Linked DNA regions of Homo sapiens: region 1 is linked to region 2. The links are chromatin contacts, found by Hi-C in ENCODE. All regions are on one chromosome and are shown on one strand. Each heading gives the region's core, a stretch centred on a gene start or an enhancer-like site at or near the end of the contact. The rest is flanking DNA. Distances are from core to core; before and after follow the strand shown.

What was found. A loop is a pair of places that touch in the nucleus more often than their neighbours do. Pooled maps may share reads with other maps.
Region 1: a loop to region 2 is called in a pooled map, with 4 times the contacts of the local background. The contact joins the promoter of MYO5A here to the promoter of LEO1 in region 2. A Hi-C loop is called at or near these places in 5 of 50 pooled maps.

The regions. Positions count from the first base shown.
Region 1 is chr15:52,527,143-52,530,129 of GRCh38, reverse strand. It overlaps MYO5A (myosin VA), which reads left to right and starts at 1,250. Exons shown (of 42, transcript NM_001382347.1): 1 at 1,250-1,350. The coding sequence starts at 1,324. RefSeq lists a silencer at 721-1,600.
Region 2 is chr15:51,970,026-51,973,233 of GRCh38, reverse strand. LEO1 (LEO1 component of Paf1/RNA polymerase II complex) reads left to right here and starts at 1,456. Exons shown (of 12, transcript NM_138792.4): 1 at 1,456-1,546. The coding sequence starts at 1,489. It also overlaps a transcript of MAPK6 not described here. RefSeq lists enhancers at 1,187-1,762, 1,410-1,939, 1,763-2,339.

The sequences.
Region 1 (2,987 bases), core at 1-2,500, 560 kb before region 2:
AGGCAGGGATTAAACAAACAAAAACAGCAACAACAACAACGACAACAATAAAGAATGAAGATTATTCAACCAGAAACGACAATGAGGGTGGGGAGAAGATAGAGGATGAAGACAGCGCAGGGTTGGGAGTAGAAAGACCACATTCTTGTGCTGGATGTTCAAGGATCACCGTGAGGAGAGTGAGGGCGGCTTTGCCCTTTTGATGTTGAGTTAAACTGTAATACAGATTTTCCATGTAAGTACTCCGTCATTTTCAGGTGGCAACCGGATAAACTTCAGGTGCCACCATGGAGCCGACAATCACCAGCAGCGAACAGGACGGGAAGAAGGCTGGGACAGAAGGGTAGTTGCATCTCCGCAAACGCACAGGTCTAGGAAAGAGGCACCTGGGCTGTCCCCGGGCTATCTCGTTTCAAAGTCACTTAAGTTTCTGTAGCTTAGAAGCGGCCCTTGCCCTCTGGTATCGGGAGACGACTTTGCTGCAGACATCGAGGTGCTCGGAATGACCTTGGTGATCAACCTTAACCTGAAATTCCCGGTCCTGCATTGCCCATCTCCCGGGTCACTGCTGCTGACAAGGCTCTTCTACAGTCCTGGGTTATTCTACAGTCTTTCAAGAGGGCTTCCCCTAAATCCTCTCCCTAGGAATGCTTGGAAGGACGGGAGGAGCAGCCTGGAGGCTCCCATCGTTTATTCGGACACAGTAACAGCCCGTGCCATGGCTGCGCTACCGCGGGAGCTAGGCTCCGCAGCAGAGGGCCCCGGGCTCGCTTCGGGGTGGGGGCGCCCGGGGTGTGCCGCGCCCTCGGGGCTCACGTCCCGGGCGGGTTTCCGGGCCTCGGCAGGGCGCGAGGCGGCGGCGGGGCCGGCTGGCAGGCTGATGATGATGATGCTCTGTGCTCGTAGCCGATGGGAGGCAGCGTGAGCCCGAGAGAGCCCAGAGCAGCCGCGGTGGCAGCGCTGGAGCGCAGCCTCCTCCCGCTCCCATAATGCACAGGGCGGCGGCGGTGGCGGCGGCGGCAGCGGAGGCAGCATCGCGGGCCGCCGAAGTGGCTGCGGCGGCGGCGGCGACCCCTAGGACCCCGGGCAGGTGGAGCGCTCGCGGCTGCTCGCGGCGAGCCCGGGAGTGATGGCGAGGCCCCTGCGGGCGGCCAGCGCCTGAGGCGCCCCGCCCCGCCCCGCCCCGCGCGGCCCTCCCCGCCCGGCCCTGCCCTGCCCTGCTCCCTGCCGGCGGCTGCGGGCGCTTCCTAGTCCGCTCGGGCGGCCGCCCAGGCGAGGTGCGGCCTCCGCACAGGCGGGGGGCGTAGGCGCGCGGGGCCCGCCATGGCTGCGTCGGAGCTCTACACAAAGGTAAGGCACCCCGCGGCCGGCGTCGAGGACTGGGGCTGTGCGGCCCTCGCCGCCAGCTGTCAGGCTGGGGAGGGGGCGGGAGCGCCGGGCCCAGGCGAGCCCCACCAGCGCCATCCCCTTCAGCGCCTCAGAACCCTCGGCCCTACCAGCCGGTCGCCCGCTGCGGCACCTTCCTCTTTCGGGCGAGATGGTGAAGGCGGCGGAAGGTGGCCCGCCTCGGGGGTCTCCCAGGCCCCTGCCGCGCTGCTCGAGCTGGGGGCAGAGCGGGCTTCGGAGTGGAAAGGGGGCCCATGTGGATTTAGCAGGGCGGGCGTGCCTCCCCTCCTGCTTGGCTTTGGAAAATTCCCGGCGGGTGGGAGATGCTTGCTCCAGTAGATCGGATGGGTTCTCTCGTGGGGACACGCGCTTAAAATAACGTCTTGTGTTGGTATGCAGTGCCGCTTCTACCGCCAGCTAGCCTTTCTGTGAGGTTATTTTGAATCCTGCAAACGGTGGCCGTATCACCTTTAGCTCCCCAGTTTAGCTGCGCTGGGGGTGGCGAGCCCCGGGGAAAGATGCTGCCGGATGAACGCGAGCTGATTCACCGGCTGGGAGGGTCGGTACTCATTTATCGCTGGGAGTTTGCAACCTGCGTGTAATCCCGCAGAGCCTTGTTAGGCTCCATGTCTTTACCATCCTCTGGGGCAAGCCTTTCCCTTCTGGGTTTGGTTTAAGGGAAGTGGCAGTCTTTTCTTAGACTGACATCAATATACTCAGGGTCTGGCGATCTCTGAATGACATATTATGGAGAACTGTCACTTGAGTGCTGCGCAGATTTGTGATGACCTTTGTGAATATATGTAATCATGGCATTTTATACTGTACACTCATGTGTAGGTAGATATTTTGCCAGATATTGATTACTTCTACATGCAGTTAATAGAGTTGCCTTTTCACATTAGCTTTTGCAACAGAACTTTCATTTAGGGTCCTGTAATCACTGGAATCATTGTTTCCAAATGTCACTGAAGTCCAGGGCCCAAGTTGCAGTGTGTTTTGTAGAGGAAAGAAGACTGGGCATCAAGAGACCTGGATTCAAGCCGGGACTTACTAACTGTGACCTTGGACAAGTCACTTAACATCTCTGGTTCGATTTCCTAATGAGTAAATGCAGTTAATTATACTTGCCTTGCATCCCTTACAAGCTGTTGTGAGAATCAAACTTAATAATCGTTGTGAAAGCTTTTTGTAACCTATGAATTTCTCTGCAAATATGAGATATATGATTAATTTCTTCAACCATGAAATGAGCTTGCATGAAACATTGTCTGAGACCTCTTTCTTTCTAGTTTTAGATTTAACGACTGTACAGTTGGAACTTCTCTCTCAACCTGGTAATTTCTTTAGGCATTGTAGATCTCTAACATATGAACGAATGCAATTGGAAACTGATTAAAAGTAACTTAAACACTTAATATGGTGCTTGCTATGTGCCAGGTACTGTTTTAAGCGTTTTAAAAATATGAACTCATAATCCTCATAAGGAACTTATGAGGTCGATATTAAGAAATATCAAAATCATTTTCACATGAAGAGATAATCAGTCTGTAAACATTCCTTGGTTACTTTGTGTAGCCCATCCCCTCCACTTCTACATC
Region 2 (3,208 bases), core at 207-2,706:
TCTCTTGCAACATCCGCTTCATACACAAAAGCTCTAGGATTGATGATTACATACCCAGTCCCACCCATTTGGACCCTGTTAAGCACTGAAGTTTACTACAAAAATATATATCATATAATCTCCAAACTAAATATTCATTGTTGCTTGTCCAAGACCAAAACTCTCATAATGGCCTAATTAGGTAATGTAACACAGGATGTACTCTTTTCTCACTTTTTCTTCTAAGAAACAGAGCCTTACTCTGTCACTCAGGCTAGAGTGAAGTGGCGTGATCATAGCTCACTGCAGCCTCCAACTCCTGGGCTCAAGTGATCCTCCATTCTCAGTTTCCTGAGTAGCTAGGGCTACAAATGCATGCCATCATGCCTGGCTAATGTTTTTATTTTTAATTATTTTATTTTATTATTATTATTTTTTTGAGATGGAGTCTCGTGCCCAGGCTGGAGTGCAGTGGCGCGATCTCGGCTCACTGCAAGCTCCGCCTCCTGGGTTCACGCCATTCTCCTGCCTCATCCTCCCTAGTAGCTGGGACGACAGGCGCCCACAACCACGCCCGGCTAATTTTTTTTATTTTAGTAGAGACGGGGTTTCACCGTGTTAGCCAGGATGGTCTCGATCTCCTGACCTCGTGATCCACCCGCCTCGGCCTCCCAAAGTGCTGGGATTACAGGCGTGAGCGACCGCGCCCGGCCAAAAAAATGGTCATTTAAAGCTTAAAAAAGCTGTTTGTTAACATGTATATTATTTTTAAATGAATTAGTAACTTAAAAATTTATTACCGTATTAGTAAGAATACAGTAAATATCAATACCCGTACCTGTAATCCCAGCACTTTGGGAGGCCGAGGCGGGCGGATTGCCTGAGCTCCTGAGTTTGCGACCAGCCTGGGCAACACGGTGAAACCCCGTGTCTACTAAAATACAAAAAATTAGCCGGGTGTGGTGGCGGGCGCCTGTCGTCCCAGCTACTCGGGAGGCTGAGGAATTAGAATTGCTTGAACCCGGACAGTGGAGGTTGCTGTGAGCCGAGATCGCGCCACTGCACTCCAGCCTGGGCGACTGAGCGAGACTCCGTCTCAACAATTTTTAAGAGGGTAAAGGGGTTTGGGATGAAATAACTGGAGAACAGCTGCTCAGTAAGAAACAAAGGGCTTCAATCCTGACTCGCGATAGGTTTAATCCAGCCAGAGGCCCTTCCCCAGAGAGCGCCAGTCACCGCCCACCCCATCCACACCCGCAACCGAACGCAGGACCCCCCCGCCCCCTGGTAAGAATCCTGGCAAATAACAGATATTGACGAAATGGCCGGGCTTATATACCATGCATACCCAGGCGAGAACAGGTTCACTGGGCGAGCGAAAACTAGGTCACGTAAGGAAAGGAGTGTCTTCGGCGAATCTTTGCGACACTGTCGTGTTTCAGTGGTTCCGTGCCGTAAAGAGAGGCCGGGAGCTGCCCCTAACCGAGGCAGCAGCGGACGTGAGCGATAATGGCGGATATGGAGGATCTCTTCGGGAGCGACGCCGACAGCGAAGCTGAGCGTAAAGGTGGGTTCGCTGGTCTTCGGAGGATGGGTGCGTGGCAGGCCTTCCGCTGTGGGAGCCGGACAACCGTGGAGGCTCCAGCGCCGCGGGCAAGAGGTGGCGTTTCCTCCACTCCTGCCTCAGCGCCCCCTGCACTCCCGGAGGTGCCATCCTCCTCCGGCGGGCAGGATGGAGAGTCAGACAGTCTGCGCCTCGAGGCTCTGGGTGTCGGTGGAGCAGACGGTTCCTGGGAGCTTGTGGAGCGAAAGGGGCGCGGGGCATGGGTGGAAGTGCAGGCGAGCCTGCGCAGCGCGGGTAGGAACGTTGGAGTCCTGTTCCGCCTTGCCTTGCACAGGCCAGCGTAGAGTAAGGGCTGTTTTTGAATGAATGGAAATGAATGCAGGAATATGGGATGGGGTGGGCGAATTTACAGAGGGCCTCAGAATGCCGTCTTGAATGAAACCAGAGCATGGTGTGATAGGGAGCTTGAGATGTCTGGATGACGAGTCTGGGACGGATAATGGGATGGGGTTACAGATAGATGTTTCACATAGGAGAGAATGTGTTCTCTAAGAGCTTGTGCAGAAACTCCAGAATTTCCGGAGTCTGTGATGTTAGATTGGGGAGTGCATGGGGTCTGTGTACAGAGAGGAGGAATGAAGGATTTGTTGATGAAATGAATGAATTAGTGTATGTGCATGCTGCTTGGAAGTTATTTCTGGCACAGGATTGTGGGTGTTTTTTTAAAGTTTACTTTTTTAGAGACAGGGTCTCACTGTGTTGCTCAGGTTGGCCTTGAACTTCTGGGCTCAAGCCATCCTTCTGCCTCAGCCTCCAAGTAGTTGAGACTACGGGCACTTGAAATATGAATAGGAGCTATTTGAAGTGAGAACCCAAGACCAAGTTCAGAATTCTTGCAACCCTCTAGGCTCCAAGTAAAGTGAGTCTCTTGTAGACAACATATATCTAGTTGTTATTTTCATCACCCCCAAATAAAACACTGTTCATAAAGCACTTACTCCTCATATGCTCCTTCCTCCAACCCCTGTCTGCTATTGTTTCTGTACTTATCTGTTCTGGGAATTTCATATAAATTGAATCATGCATTGTGGTCTTTTGTGTCTGGTTTCTTTTACTTAGCATAATGTCTTCAAGGCATTGTAGCACATATCAGTACTTTATTCATTTTTAATGATTTAATAATATTCCATTGAATGTGCACACCCTAAATTTGTTAATCCATTTATCTGTTGATGGACATTGGGTTGTTTGAATAGTGCTACTGTAAACATTCCTGGTTCCGGCAGGCGGATTTGCCTGAGCTCAGGAGTTGAAGACCAGCCTGGGCAACATGGTGAAACCCTGTCTCTACTAAAAATACAAACTGTTAGCCAGGTGTGGTCGTGCGTGCCTGTAGTCCCAGGTACTCAGAAGGCTGAGGCATGAGAATCACTTGAACCCAGGAGACAGAGGTTGGCAGTGAGCTGAGATTGCATCACTTCACTTCAACCTGGGTGATAAAGTGAGACTCTGTCTCCAAAAAAATAAATAAATTCATGTACATGTTTGGGTGCCTGTTTTTAATTTTGGGAGGAGGGTATTATGTAGGAGTGCAGAGTCATATGGTAATTCTTTAATATTTTGAGGAGCAGCCAAACTGTTTTCCATAGTGGTTGAGCCATTTTA